Regions from separate parts of the Homo sapiens genome. Here region 2 is linked to region 1. A link is an interaction called in ENCODE POLR2A ChIA-PET data of the cell type or tissue named here. Cell type or tissue: PC-9. All regions are shown on one strand. Links, peaks and the distances in the headings refer to the core of each region. The heading gives the core; the rest is flanking DNA.

The links. ChIA-PET counts read pairs that join two places held together with the same protein. Peaks named below come from ENCODE experiments on the same cell type or tissue, not always from the same donor. Only the 100,000 strongest peaks of a DNase experiment are listed, where the experiment ranks them.
Region 2: POLR2A ChIA-PET joins it to region 1 with 5 read pairs; 1 of 35 experiments calls an interaction of 5 or more read pairs at or near these places.

What each region holds. Positions count from the first base shown.
Region 1 is chr3:171,873,553-171,881,181 of GRCh38, forward strand. TMEM212-AS1 (TMEM212 antisense RNA 1) reads right to left here. Exons shown (of 3, transcript NR_046852.1): 3 at 2,800-2,844. Among named protein-coding and RNA genes, the nearest start is that of TMEM212-AS1, 23 kb to the right of the region's middle. In PC-9, for the core only: no CTCF peak of the experiment used is centred there; DNase peaks (open chromatin) are centred at 1,009 and 3,339; H3K27ac peaks cover 516 bases.
Region 2 is chr3:172,653,463-172,661,091 of GRCh38, forward strand. All of the region lies in intron 1 of NCEH1 (neutral cholesterol ester hydrolase 1), which reads right to left. Among named protein-coding and RNA genes, the nearest start is that of NCEH1, 54 kb to the right of the region's middle. In PC-9, for the core only: no CTCF peak of the experiment used is centred there; DNase peaks (open chromatin) are centred at 4,379, 5,539 and 5,959; H3K27ac peaks cover 2,253 bases.

The sequences.
Region 1 (7,629 bases), core at 948-5,947:
TGATGCCTTAGCAGCCTGAGCTCCAATTCTTGATAAAATGCCCAGTGGTCACCTTAAATTTCTTCAGAACAGAGTGGGATATAAATAAGAAAGCAAATATAAGCAAATAAATAACCAGAACACCCAATAATGGGTACGAATGCTCAAATAATGTGAGCATGATGCAGTTACTTGAGTCATTCTTCACTGGATTCCTGTGACATAAAAGGAAGTCCTGTGATTGGTGTCTGGAAGTCCTGTAAGTGCCTCCCAGCCCCTGGCTCTTCAGTCAACACATGTTTATTTGTCACTTTAATGGAGCAATAAAATATCTAGTCCTGGGTCTGGTGATTACACAAGTAGGGACTTCAAATGTGTCAGTATATTATCTGAATTACTTTAATATTTTTGTACACAATTCTGAGGAGTACAAACAGATACAAAACTTTTATGGTACCAAGTGAAGTAGTCCAGTACCATGTCTTTTAGGTTAACCGAAATCCCAGGTATAACATTAAAAATTATATTCAGATATCATGAAATATGTGGGGGTATTTCTTGCCCTTACAGTTAACAAGAAATGAAGAGTCATTTTGCTGTGCCCTTGCCTGGGAGAACTAAAAGGTTATTTCTTGCCTTCATATGCCACAAAAGTCTGTTTCACAGACTGGAAGGAATAAGCATCTTTACTTTAAACAACCTGCTTCCAGTTTTGTGTGGCTGTTGATATTATAGAACCAGTGGCAGAGGCCAAGGCAGGAAAATGGGCTGGGTTACTTATAACTCTTTGAATGTGGACACATCAGCTTGCGGGAAGGAAACTATTTAAAATGGGGCTTAGGGAAAGGGGGAAAAAAATCCCCTTTTCCCATATGAGATTCTTCCACGGTGTTGTCATGCAATCTTGAAAACCTCCATAGAACAGTAGATCACTCTCATTGGATATATGCAAATTTTCTGAGACCCAGTGGTTTCCTGCCAGGAAAAACTTATAATAACAGAGCAAGAATGCAATTTGAGCCCTTGCTTTCTGAAATCCCTGAAAGAACAGACTCATTCTTGACAGGGCAATTTCAGCCCTTGACATTCCAGGAAATAGCTCCATAATGTCATTTGGGCTGGGCTTGTAACCAGTCCTAAGATGTGGAGACACAAATGCAGCATGTAAGATTTCAAATATCAGTTCAGGGACCATTCTTGATTTTCACAGGGAGTTTAACAACAAAAACCACCAACAGAAGAAAACACAAGCAAGACATCCTAATTAAATTTAACATTGTCACTACTAATTAAACCCAATATAGGAAGAGGAAGGGTTTCTGCCAAGAAATTACAGACACATCCTGAAGCCTATTTCCTTTCCATTTCCTAGGTACTGGGTCCATGCCATAACCAGGATGTGACACCCAAACAAGACTGTATTTTGATCATTAATATATACGCATAAGTTAACCCCACCCTGGGGCCTCAAAGGCCTTTATGAGATGTGCTGGTCTTCGCATTTCGATGTGTTTCATTTTCTCTGGGTTCAGTACAGTTGAAAAAGGTTATGAGACTCAGGTTAAAAGTCAGGAAACGGATCAGGGCCCTATACTATGACATCATTTTCTTGCAATGCAATGAAGCAATGACATTTCCTGGAGGAAAAATTATTAGAGATGACAGGCAGCCTCAGTTATCTCCAATATTTGGAGTGGAAGGTGTCAAGCCTGCAAGCCTCCAGCTCCAGCCTCCTTCCCTGCTCTTCCTTGGCTGGGCCTTCTCAAAGGTGAAGCGAGAGAGAAAGAGAGAGCGAGAGACCAAGCCCACTTCCATTTTTTTTAATAGTCCTGGTATATTTTTAAATGAAGATATGCTAAAACTTAGTTATAAAAACTGTGTGATTTTTCATTATTAAAGCAATTAACACTCTACAACAAAAAATATGTGTAATATAAGCTTGCAATTTACAAAATAGTTTCCAGATTTATTTTTTAAAGTGACATCTAGGCAGAGCTACCTGGTATGACTGTGCAGGTCGACCAAGGGGAAGAGCGGGGATTAAAATCTGGTTCACAATTGCCAAACCTGGTGCAGGGCTGTATCTGCCTTTTTCTGATTCACACAAATGTTACACCACAAGTGATAGGTTGTCTTACAATAGGGCATAGGTTTAAGTGAACGATGAACCAGTTTCGTGCTTTCAATCTTAAGTATCTCTCTGACTGTAGGAATAACATATCTTGGGGGTATCTCCAGAAGTATAAATTTAGGGAGCTGCCTAATTGTGAGTCCTGGGACAAATGAGCCTCCTGGCAGGTCACCCCAGGCACATAGGGAATCTTTTCAGATTTACAAAAAGGTGGTGTTGATGAGACAACACAGGCTGTGTGAAACACGTGGTTTGGAGAACAGGAGCCCTGGGCTAGGTTTCAGCCTGGCCAGGTGCTTTTGTGCAAATTGTACAATTGTAGTGACACTACTGGCCTCCCATATGGTAGACCTTGACCTGGACTCCACATGCAGACGGACCTGCTCCAGCTCTTAAAAACCAGTTTAGAGACCTGAATCGAAGCCAGAAGAGTTTAAGGGCTTAAGTCAACACACTGAGACTCCACATCAAACCACTCTTGCTTCTCCATCTCTGCCTTTATGACTGGGTTTAGATAACTGGGCTTCTGCTACATACCTCTGTTCCAGTGTCTGGGTGCCCGATGAGTAATGCCCGAAACTGGGTGTCTAGTCCACTTACCATGCCCCTTCTGGGGACTGCAGGAATGTTCCATAAACAACAAACTGAGGGCTCCAGCCTTTGGACTCTTTTTTCTTCTACTTGTCCTCCCACTTGGATTCTCCTGGGAGTTAGCAGAATCCATCAAGCAATAACTGCAAACATGATAGAAGAGAACAACTCCTTAATACTTTTTTTCCATTTCAAAACAAACTACTAAGACACTTTTACTTCAGTGAACGAGAGCAAGCAGGGGTGAGAAGTTTCTATTGCAAAAAAAAAAAAATCAAAGTTATGACTTCAGAAATGTAAATTCCTAGTATCCTTGATAGATTTATATATCTAAGCAATGTTTCTAGATATTGTCCTAGGTTTGCCAAACAGATTTAAGCTCTCTATGGCAGTTGAGTGGCTAGGTGTCAGCCCTCACGAATCAAGAGTGCTTCTATAAATCATTTCACAGTAATTGGATGGGACTTGCAGTGACAAATATGCTCTTTCCTGGAGAAATTAGCGAATATCTGAAAGGCTTATATATTTCCCCAAGATTAGTCAAAACACAAGCCTAGTCGTCACACCTTTCCCTCATTATCCTGTGGTTGTTTTCTTAAATGTTGTGCGTCTTCATAAATGAGTCACTCTTTCCAAGATCTGTCAAAAGTATCAGTGGTTATAAGGCTGGGAAGCATACCAACCCTAGAAAGAAGTACAGAACTTTCAGTTATAGGCAAGAATGTAAAATGTCCAGAATTACTAGCGTTTTATTACTTTGCCAAATTTGCATTCTTACACCATTGAATCATTCCTTTTTAAGGATTCTTTTTCCTATAGTTAAACCTAGGAGGGAGAAAAAGGTATTTATTTTGCATGATATATTCGTATAGTTACAAAATCTGGAGCCTGTATTTTTTACCATTTGAATAATGCTTCTGCTTGCCCATACATGTTGAAAGTGTTGTTTAACTTAAATATACAGATCAGACTTAGTTTAAGAATCTACCCTTTCACCTTGCTCTAGGCAAGGAGAAAGATCAAAACTTCCTATATTTTTAAAGATGACCCGGTCTTTGTTTTGAACACTTCTCACATCTCCTGTTTGTAGAAGCTCCTGCAAAGACTGCATTGTTTTTCTATTCTATAAATCTATTTCTTAAAAATAAGACTTGCATTGCTCATTCGACATCCTAGAAGATATAATTTACCTATGAGGATAGAGTCTTTATGATGATTTTTTTAAATCATAGCATTAAAAAAATAGATATTTTCAATAGAAAAGGTTGTCAGAATTGGTAGGTGAAGAAAGGTATTCATAATTGATATGTTACAATGATAAAACTGATTTAGAAAAACGAAAAAATTTATGTTATCAATTCTGCCTTGAAATACTCAAGTGACCAAAATATTTTATATATTTTATTTTTACTTTAAAGTGACCCTAATTTATTAATTCATTCATTTTTTTCTTAGGTTGCAATAGAATATAAAATAATTCTAATTTCACTTAGTTCATTAATTTATTAAAAATTAAGAATATGCATGCCAGGTGCAGTGGCTCATGCCTGTAATCCCAGCACTTTGAGAGGCCGAAGTGGGTGGATTACCTGAAGTCATGAGTTCTAGACCAGCCTGGCCAACATGGTGAAGACCTATCTCTACTAAAAATATAAAAATTAGCCAAGCACAGTGGCAGGCGCCTGTATTCCCAGCTACTCGGGAGGCTGAGGCAGGAGAATCACTTGAAACTGGGAGGCAGAGGTTGTAGTGAGCCGAGATTGCACCACTGCACTCCAGCCTGGGCAACAAAAGCAAAACTCTGTCTCAAAAAAAAAAAAAAGAAAAAAAAAAAAAGAATATGCAGGATGCCAGCCAGGGGTCAAGATGCAATGAATTGGGAAATGAAATCTCCCAGTCCACAAAATAAAGATAATATTAAAGTAAACATAACAAAGACGTTTGAACAGGTTAAATACTTACCAGGATAAGGACTGAAAAGCAAATCATTTTACTTTTTTGGGTTTCCATTCTCTCACCCATAAAACAAAGGAGTCAATTAATTGAATGTAGAAAATTCTGGGACTAAAAGAAATATGTGTGAGTGTTTCAAGTGAATTTAATGTGTACGAGCTTTCACATGCTTTGTTTGGCAAATTTCATCAGGAAAATATGCTCAAAGTTGAATTATGATTTCAGATATGGAGATGGACAATATCATAGACATAGTGAAAAACAGGAGGAAAAATATGGAGCTTGGCCATAAACAGGAGAGAATGTCTAAATGGAATGGATGGCCTGGGCGGGAGGGAGCCACAGCAGAGAGCTGCAAAGCGAGATTGGGCTGAGTGCACGGCAAAGCTCAGATCAATCAATCAACAAGGATTTTATTCTACTCAGGTTACTTTATTTGTTAAGGGATTCTTAAGGGGGTGCCTGAGATAACAAAGCCAAGGATTATAAACTGTGCTAAGTATAATAGATTGCAAAAATATCCTAGCATCTAGCTTTGTAAGACTAGCAGAGGAAGGACATCTATAACTAGAGAGTGCTTAGGAAATATTTTAAGAATGTTCTGAGGTTCCACTTAAACAATGGGTCTTGGCTGAGGTTTAGAAACAGCAGTTGCAGGCAGCAGGGGAATGGTAACCAAAATGAAGTTATTCTCTTTGAACAACCAACACTTGGGAAGGGGACTAAACTGTTGCAAAGAAGCACTTTGGCTGTACACCAAGGAAGAATCTTCACATGTTCTCAAGATATAAACAACACTTTGGTATAGTAAGATTTCCCACAAGACTCATTTCTCTCAGAGATATAAAAGTGAGGAAAACATGTGATGCTCTGGAGTGCTATGTCTCTTATGCAATGAGATCTTGGTCAAGTCCAGTGCATTGCCCTTTCTGCTTTGCCTGCCAGGAAGCTGGCAACAGAATTTAGATTTAAATCTAGGACGTACACTAAAAGGTCTAACCTTGTCTTTTATGTTTAAATTACTGCTTTGTCTTTTGCTCTTATCTTGAAAATTTTGCTGTATTTGTATCTGTCATTATATGCCACCTCATTCATTCATCTAGTTCAAAGATATTTACTGAGGACTTACTTTGTATGAGACACATCAAGTTCTTTTAGAAGACAGACAGAATGTGGCTCTGGACTGGCAGGCAGGAGACCTGAGCTTTAATATCAACTCTGTTTCTGACTTGTGCTGTGTTTCGGTCTTAGGGCTTGATGTTTATACTCGGAATACAGTTCAGGCATTTTCCAGATGAACAAAGGCTCTGGGGCATATAGGTGGTTTTCCTAGTAACTCACCCCATCTTCCTCTCTTTTGAGAATGGATTTTTCCCCCAAGGGTCTTTGATCCTACAGCTGCAGACATTCTGGCACCAGGGAGCCTTAAAGGTCAAGGACTGAAGACACACAGAGGTCAATGAAATCAGGGGACATCTTAGTAACTGCTGAGAACCTGTGGGGGAGAGCACTACGGCTTCCAAGATGAATGAATGATGTCATTGGTGGTATAAATAAGCGTGCACTTGCTAAGCTCTGACAGGAATCCAACAGGTGTGTTCTGGAACAGTGCAAACAGAAGAGACCCTTCAAAGAAAAACAGCCAGAAAACTGCTTCCTTTCACCTGTGAGGTCTTCTTTTTGATTGCAGGCTCCCAAAGATTGAGCACCATGGGGTACAAAGGCAAGCGTGTGCACTTGAGCCTGTTTTCTCATCTGTGCAATAGGGGAGTTGGATCCACTACTGTAATCTTCTAGCCCCTCTGACTCTAATTGTCTATGATTTGATGACTATCAGTTTTCTTTTCAGCCTTCTGGCTCTACCACTCCACCCAGAGAGTTGCCCTTACCATCCTCTTCAAATACAATAAAAAACAATATGCAAATAAAGACAGTGAAAACACTTGTATAATGGCAATTCTAAAGGACAAGATTGAGTCCTACTTAAGTATTACTGAGTTATGTCAAAGACTTGCTGGATAGCTGGATGTGGTTATTACTTCCCAAAATATATCCCTTCCTTCAGAGCATATCCAAATCCATAACAAACTATGTTTACACAATTCTGCTATGTATGCATATATGAACCCATATTCCCATATTGCTTAGCACAGTGATATGTATCTAATAAATGTGAGAGTATCTGAGTAACTTTCGAATCTAAGAACCATCAAATATTTTTATTTTACCTCAGTAATTTATATGTAAAACAAATATCTGGGAGAATAAAGGCGCAAATACAGAGAAGGCACAATTCCTGCCCCAAAGAGTTTATTGATTTAGTGGAAGTGCATAAAAATGTAACCAGAATTGTGTAAAAAATACCTAGTAGGTTCAGTGGCATTTAAAATATGCACATATGAAATGCTACAAGCTTATTTACAGTGAATATTAATATTGGACACCACCCACGACATTAAGTGCTGAGTATACAAAAAGTAGCAAATGGCCCTGCACTTGATGGCCCTGTAATCTTCAAAATGATATACAGCTGTGCCTCAGTAAGGGGGCAGGATTGGGACCCCACATATACCAAAATCTGAAGATGCTCAGGTTCTTTATATAAAAGTAGTATTTGCGTATAACCTAGGTACATCCTCCTTTGTACTTTAAATCATCTCTAGGTTACTTACAATACTTAATGCAATGTAAATGCAATGTAAATAATTGTTATACTATATTATTTCTGTCATTTTTAATCGTTGTATTTTTTTATTTGCTTTAAAAAATATTTTGATCTGTCGTTGATTGAATCCATGAAAGCGGAACCCCTGGATAGGGAGGGCCAAGTATACATGATTCATTCATTCCTTCAATCTCCAAACAAGTATTGAGCGCTTACTGTGTGGAAAACACTGTGATAGGCACTTTGCAGGACCAAGGCCTACTTAATACACAGTTCCTGTCTTCAAGGATTTTAAATGCAGTAGGAGTGA
Region 2 (7,629 bases), core at 1,469-6,468, 780 kb after region 1:
ACTTAGAGTAATAGAGGAGAACCAAGGCTTGCAAATGAATAGCTGATGTTAGTTAGCTAAGCAGTAAGTGGTAAGAAAGGCCTAGATAAAGGGTTGCACAAGCTCAGAGAAGAAAGGAATTACCTCTGTCTGGGGATGAAATCCAGTAAGGTGTCTGGCCCTCAATTACATCTTAGATGATGTCCCATCATAGGTATGGCTAACAAGGAAAAGGGCTGGAACTAAGGTGCAAGTATTGGAAAGTGGTTTGTTTTTGTTGTTGTTGTTGTTCTGTTTTTTTTGTTTTTTTGTTTTTTTGTTTTTTTTTTTTTTTGAGACAGAGTCTCCCTTTGTTGCCAGGCTGGAGTGCAATGGCGCGATCTTGGCTCACTGCAACCTCCGACTCCCTGGTTCAAGCGATTTTCCTGCCTCAGTCTCCTGAGTAGCTGGGATTACAGGCACATGCCACCACGCCCAGCTAATTTTTGTATTTTTAGTAAAGACAAGGTTTCACTGTGCTGGCTAGGATGGTCTCGATCTCCTGACCTCATGATCCTCCCGCCTTGGCCTCCCAAAGTGCTGGGATTACAGGCGTGAGCCACCGTGCCCGGCCTGGAAAGTGTTTTAACTCAAAACACCTATGGGTAGGTAAGGTATACAAGCAAAATGGAGGCAAGAGGAGCATGGCAATAACAGGCTCAATCTAAAGGAGGCATGCGCAGCACAGAAGTCTGCAGCATATAATCCAGAGCCAGAGCACCTGGGCTAAAATCCCAGCTCCCTCACTTACCAGCACTGGGCCCCTGGGCAAATGACCAAACCTCTCTGTACCTCAATCTCCCATCCACAAAATGGAAGTAATTATACACATGACCTCAAAAGATTGTTGTGAAGACTGAAAACTAAGGCACCTAGAACAGTGCCTGTCACATAAGAAGCCCTTTATGAGTCAGTTATCACTGATATTACACCTCTGCTCCAGAAGATCATTGCGTAAAAAAGTGAGCCCAGCGACAGATATTCCAATGTTTCTAGGGAAGCTGAGACTATCGTTTTTCCTATTATGCACATTTGTTATTAGTTCCACATGGATTATCAAGTCCTGAAATTGTTGCAGGTTAAAAAAGATGTACAACAGTGATCTTTAAAAAGCTTATTTGTATGGTCATATTGAAGGGGAAGGAGGCAGCTGGGGAAGAACCAGCAGCACACTGATAACCCATACACATCAATGACTTCGCATCTGGTCAAGTTTCAACATGAACCAGCAACATTAACACTTAAAGCATCGATTCTAACTCACTACCTGATTCGTTCTTCACATTCAAAGGTTTGTATTCTATGTCAGTGACTCTCCAATTTTTCCACTACGGTCACTTCATTCAGTCCATCAGCTTTTTAATTCTCTTTATATTTTGCTCTAATTGTGTCTATTATAAGAAAAAATCTATAATCTCATGGAACATTTATTTATCTGCATGAAAATATGAGAATTTAATTAAAATATTAATGTTTAATGTTCAATTAAGAGATGGACCTTAAAGTAGAGGTATGGAACCAAGCCTAGGAGAGAAAAGACAGAGGCTGTCCAAAGAGACTGCCTGGACGCAGTACCAGCTGAGGTGAATTGAGTTTTAATGAAGTAAAGATTCAGATTCACTCAAGTAACCTGAAAGTAACAAAGTTTCCTGAAACCTCTTTAGAAGTAGCTGGGAAATCCAGGAACACACAGAATTGTGTTAAGGGCCCTGTGAGCTGCAAATTACCCTGTCTTGGCTAGCTGAAGTAATCTAGAACAGTTCTAGAGGTCTTAAAACTTGCCTCCATAACCATTCCAGGATCTAGGGGAAGAATTCCACCTAAGGAGATGGAAGGGGAATAAGGGTACTCATTACGCCTCAGTGGAACCGGACAGTAAAATCTGGTGGCGCACTGGCTCTGTACCCAGGTAGTTGGTTCATGTTGAAACTTGACCAGATGCTAAGTTATTTATGTGTATGGAGTATCAGTATGCTACTGGTTCTTCCCTAGCCTCCTGCTTCCCCTTTGATACATGATCAGAAGGCTGGAGAAGGAGAGAGAGTTGGGGAAAGGCAAACAGATGTTTCTGGTCACAGGGCGGTGTTCACGCTTTAGTCCTCTGCCCACCGCCCTGACCTAGTAAGAACAGAAAGAGAACCCACAAGGTATCAAAGTCCGCTTTCCTATTCTCAACTAGAATACAAGGTCAAAAACATATCTTCACTTGCTGAGGCCTGGATCTCTACTCCAACCCAACTCTGATCAAAGCACAGCGCTGAGCACCATTTCTGGGAGGATTTAGGCCACATGGTAAATTCCACCAGAGAGGGAAAGTTAATTTGCTCAGGTAAAGTTGAATAAAATTAAAAAATGGAAGCTTCAGAAACACCCTCACTTAAAGAGCTGGTGAGCAGGACAGGAAAAACCAATCAATAAAAGACAAAAAAGAACAAGAGAGGGAGTGAGAAAAAGAGAGAAAAGGGACAAATCGTTAGTGTGGCAACAGAAACAAGAAACTGGAGATATTAAGGGGGAAGAGATTTCAAGAAGGCAGGTTGTCAAATGTCTGCAGAGAGGCCAAGTAGATCATTGGTGTTGGCTATGGGTTCACTGGTGAACCTATTAAGGACAGTTTCATCCAAGATATGGGGCTGAAAATCATATTGTAATGGGTTGCAAAGTGAGCAGGAGTTGAAGAAAGAGAGAGAGTAAATGCAGGCAGATTACGTTCACTGTTTGTAGACATAAGGAAGGCACTAGAACAGTTGGGAGAGACTTGAACGTGCTTCTTGGGAAAGAGCTTGTCAAGAGAGAGACAAAGTTACAGAAGTAAAAGGAATTGAGTGAATTGAGATCCTAGAGGAAGGAGGACATAGGATCTGGAAAGCAGATGGAAGGGAGAATTCATAACAGGTAATTTATAGACGGCAAGGAGGCAAAGTGAGAAGATATATCTCTAAATAGAATTTGATTTCTGTGGATGTCAGTTCTGTCTTTGTCCTAAAGAAGATAGTGACTTTTTGGCTGGGCGCAGTGGCTCAGGCCTGTAATCCCAGCACTTTGGGAGGCCGAGGCAGGTGCATCATGAGGTCAGGAGATCAAGATCATCCTGGCCAACATGGTGAAACCCTGTCTGTACTAAAAAATACAAAAATTAGCCTGGCGTGGTGATGCGCGCCTGTAATCCCAGCTACTCGGGAGGCTGACGCAGGAGAATTGCTTGACACCGGGAGGCAGAGACTTGCAGTGAGCCAATATTGCACCACTGCACTCCAGCCTGGCAACAGAGTGAGACTCCGGCCAAAAAAAAAGACAGTGACTTTTCAAAGACTGCCCTCTTTGAAGGTAACCCATTGCAATCTGGCTTCAGCCCCATATGTCTGATGAAACTATCCATTAGGCTCACCAATGAACCCCTGACCCCAATGCCAATGCCGATGCCAATGACCCACTTGGCCTCACTGCAGACATTTGACAACTTGTGCTTTCTTGAAACTTTCTTCCCTCTTCTCCAGTTTCTTGTTTTTCTTGCCACACTAACAGTTCATCCCCCACTCCCCCCATTTTTATTTTCTTTTTGTCTTTTATTGATTGGTTCTTACACTCCTGACCACTGGCCCTTTAAATGATGATGTTCTCAAAAGTTCCATTTTTTATTTCATTCGACTTCACAATTCCTTCTTTCCTTGAGCAAGCCAATGTACTATCATGGCAAATAGGAAGTATTTACCAGCAGCCTACTAAATTCAAAGCCTATGACCTGTATTCATATACTGATTTCTAGTCCTTGATCTATCTTTCTCAAGCTTCCATACATATTTCCAAACATCTCCAGGATCTAGCCTACAAGCTCCTCAAAATTAATATGGCCTACTCTCCCTTCTCCACCCCTAGAGCAATTAACGACACAAATTCTCAATTATCTAACCATAAGTCTAACTTCTAAGCTAGAAACCTTACTATTGTCCTCAGCTTCTTCTCTCACATGATTTCCAATCACCTCATCAAACCCTATTAACTCCACCTGCCAACGTTTTCTGACCAAGTTCTACCCCAGCTCCACCCCCGCTCTCGTTGCTGCCTTGGCTAAGATGCTCATTATTTTCTGCACTTGCCTGCTAACTTGAATTCTAGATAACAGTCTTTCTCTATAACTTGCTGCATACTGCTGTCAGAGTTTCTACCCTGAAAGGCTGATCACATTACCTGCCTGCTTAAAAACTTCTGCTGACTTCCTGTTTCTTACAGGAAAAAAAGAAAAATCTAAAGTTGGCATTCCAGTCTGGTCCCACTCTACATTGGAACCTCATTTCTCACCACCCTACCCCTTGCAGTCAAGCATAACTTGCCTAACATTTTTCATTTTTTTAACCTGCCATTCTCTTTGGCAATGCCCTTCACTGGTATGCTGAAACCAGCTCTTGCTGGGTCTCACAAACCAAATGATAAATCTACAGGAATTTTGCAAGTCAGTTTGTCAGAGGTATGTGACCCAGAGCATCTCTGTCTTGAATAGGGGCTGGGTAAAATGAGGCTGAGACCTACTGGGCTGCATTCTCAGATGGTTAAGGCATTCTAAGTCACAGGATGAGACAGGAGGTCAGCACAAAACACAGGTCATAGAGACCTTGCTGATAAAACAGGTTGCAGTAAAGTAGCCGGATAAAACCCATCAAAACCAAGATGGCAATGAGAGTGACCTCTGGTGGTCCTCACTGCTACACTCCCACCAGCACCATGACAGTTTACAAATGCCACCGCAACATCAGGAAGTTACCCTGTATAATCTAAAAGGGGAGGCATGAATAATCTACCCTTGTTTAGCGCATAAGAAATAACCATAAAAATGGGCACCTGCTCAGGTTCCAGACCTTTGGTGGATCGCCATCTGGCTAGGGATTTTTCCTGTACCTGTCCTTCTTCCCTTATTTCTTTTACTCAGAATTATTTTTGTAGAGGAAACCTTTTGTCCCACATGAGGGCATGCATGGACCTAAAGGGTTCTATGTGGAGCACAGTGGCACCCTCTACACATAGCAAAGTATTGGACGGAATTATTAAGCCAACCTGTAAAGCACAAAATAAGTAGGCAATAGTAGGGTTCTCTCATTAGATTGCACAATTATAAAATTTCCAATTGTTTCCTCAAATATCCAGGAATTTCATGACAAGCTACAAAGCAAACCTAAGGAGAACCTTACTGCCACTACATAACAAAATCTAGCTCAGAGAAATAAAAGAGCTCACAGACGGATTTAACACTCTAACCCTGTCACCCTAAAACATTTGGTTTTTTTCCTCCCAGAAAACCTCTAGGGCTGCAGTTCAGTCTCAGGAAGGGCAAAAAGGATAAGGTTGTCTCTTTCCAATTCCAAAACTTTTTTTTTTTTTTTTTTTTTTTTTTTTTACTATCAACACAGAAAACAAGTAGTTTCCATATTGCCAAAATACTGGCTTAGCTCCAAAATCCTCCTATAGTCTACAGGATATGTCAAGGGCAGTAGCTCACGTGTGCTGACGTTTGCTCTCTGCTAGTCACTGTTCTCATTGTCAAGGAATCTCAGACCACGGGGGGTCAGTGAATCACCCAAGGTCACTCAGGCAGTAAATGGTGAACTGGATTTGAACCCAAGCATTCTGGCTCCAAAACCCTCAACCATCACCCTCTATTGCCATTCATGAGTGTAGGAGTTTGGTCAGGGTGGTGGGAAAAATTATAGAAGTTATAGAGAAAGACAAAAACCTTCTTGGAAGGCTGGGAGGTTTTGCAAAAGCTTTGAAAGATAATTTGGCTGAAGGCAGCCAAATTCTTTTATCGGGAGGCTGAGAGCAAAAGGCAGATTAACAAGCAAGTATAAAGGAATTGATCTGGTTAAGTTAGTTTACTTGGGCCTCAGAACCTGGCCTTTAATCATCTGTGCACAGGACTGCTCTCTCCAGGGGGACAACCATGTTAATTACTCACAAGATGTGTTGACTCAAAGTCATTAAATCTGTACTAAATAAATGCCTGTAGCACCAGCTTGTCAGGGCTGTGGCTGCTGACTCTTTATAGCACCCTCCTTGGTGTCTGTGAGTGGCCCGGTCCCCTAGCTGTGCAGCCAGGCAAAAAACCTGTGTCTGCACACATTTTTTCATCCGTTGCTCAGCCAGGGTCTGTGGGCCAGACCTGGCACATAAGTACATTTATTCTCAAACCTACATCATAAAACTAGAAGATTTTACATCTTAAATTAACATATAGCTTCACATATTTACCCAAAGGGAAACTAAGGCCCAGAAAGGATTTGTAACTCTCCTGGGCTCAGTGACTATGGCAGCATAGCTCTATGCTTGACCACTCTGGATCAAACAGCCACCCCCATCTTTCCCCTTTCCTTCAGCTCTTCCTCAACAGCACATCACTCTCTTGAGCCTTCCCTGGTAATAATACAGGAGTTATTAAAAAATAATTTTTAGGCAGATAGAGAGGAGTTCTTGGTAAGGCTTTTTCTTTTAATAAAAGCAACCCCTGAAGCATTTCTTTTTTTTTTTTTATACTTTAAGTTCTAGGGTACATGTGCACAACGTGCAAGTTTGTTACATATGTATACATGTGCCATGTTGGTGTGCTGCACCCATTAACTCGACATTTACATTAGGTGTTTCTCCTAATGCTATCCCTCCCCCCTCCCCACGACAGGCCCCAGTGTGTGATGCTCCCCACCCTGTGTCCAAGTGTGCTCATTGTTCAATTCCCATCTATGAGTGAGAACATGCAGTGTTTGGTTTTCTGTCCTTGCAACAGTTTGCTCAGAATGATGGTTTCCAGCTTCATCCATGTCCCTACAAAGGACATGAACTCATCATTTTTTATGGCTGCATAGTATTCCATGGTGTATATGCGCCACATTTTCTTAATCCAGTCTATCATTGATGGACATTTGGGTTGGTTCCAAGTCTTTGCTATTGTGAATAGTGCCACAATAAACATACATGTGCATGTGTCTTTATAGTAGCATGATTTATAATCCTTTGGGTATATACGCAGTAATGGGATTGCTGGGTCAAATGGTATTTCTAGTTCTAGATCCTTGAGGAATTGCCACACTGTCTTCCACAATGGTTGAACTAGTTTACACTTCCACCCACAGTGTAAAAGCATTCTTATTTCTCCACATCCTCTCCAGCACCTGTTGTTTCCTGACTTTGTGATGATTGCCATTCTAACTGGTGTGAGATGGTATCTCATTGTGGTTTTGATTTGCATTTCTCTGATGGCCAGTGATGATGAGCATTTTTTCCTGTGTCTGTTGGCTGCATAAATGTCTTACTGTGAGAAGTGTCTGTTGATATCCTTCACCCACTTTTTGATGGGATTGATTTTTTCTTGTAAATTTGTTTAAGTTCTTTGTAGATTCTGGATATTAGCCCTTTGTCAGATGGGAAGATTGTAAAAATTTTCTCCCATTCTGTAGGCTGCCTGTTCACTTTGATGGTAGTTTCTTTTGCTGTGCAGAAGCTCTTTAGTTTAATTAGATCCCATTTGTCTATTTTGGCTTTTGCTGCTATTGCTTTTGGTGTTTTAGTCATGAAGCCCTTGCCCATGCCTATGTCCCTGAATGGTATTGCCTAGGTTTTCTTCTAGGG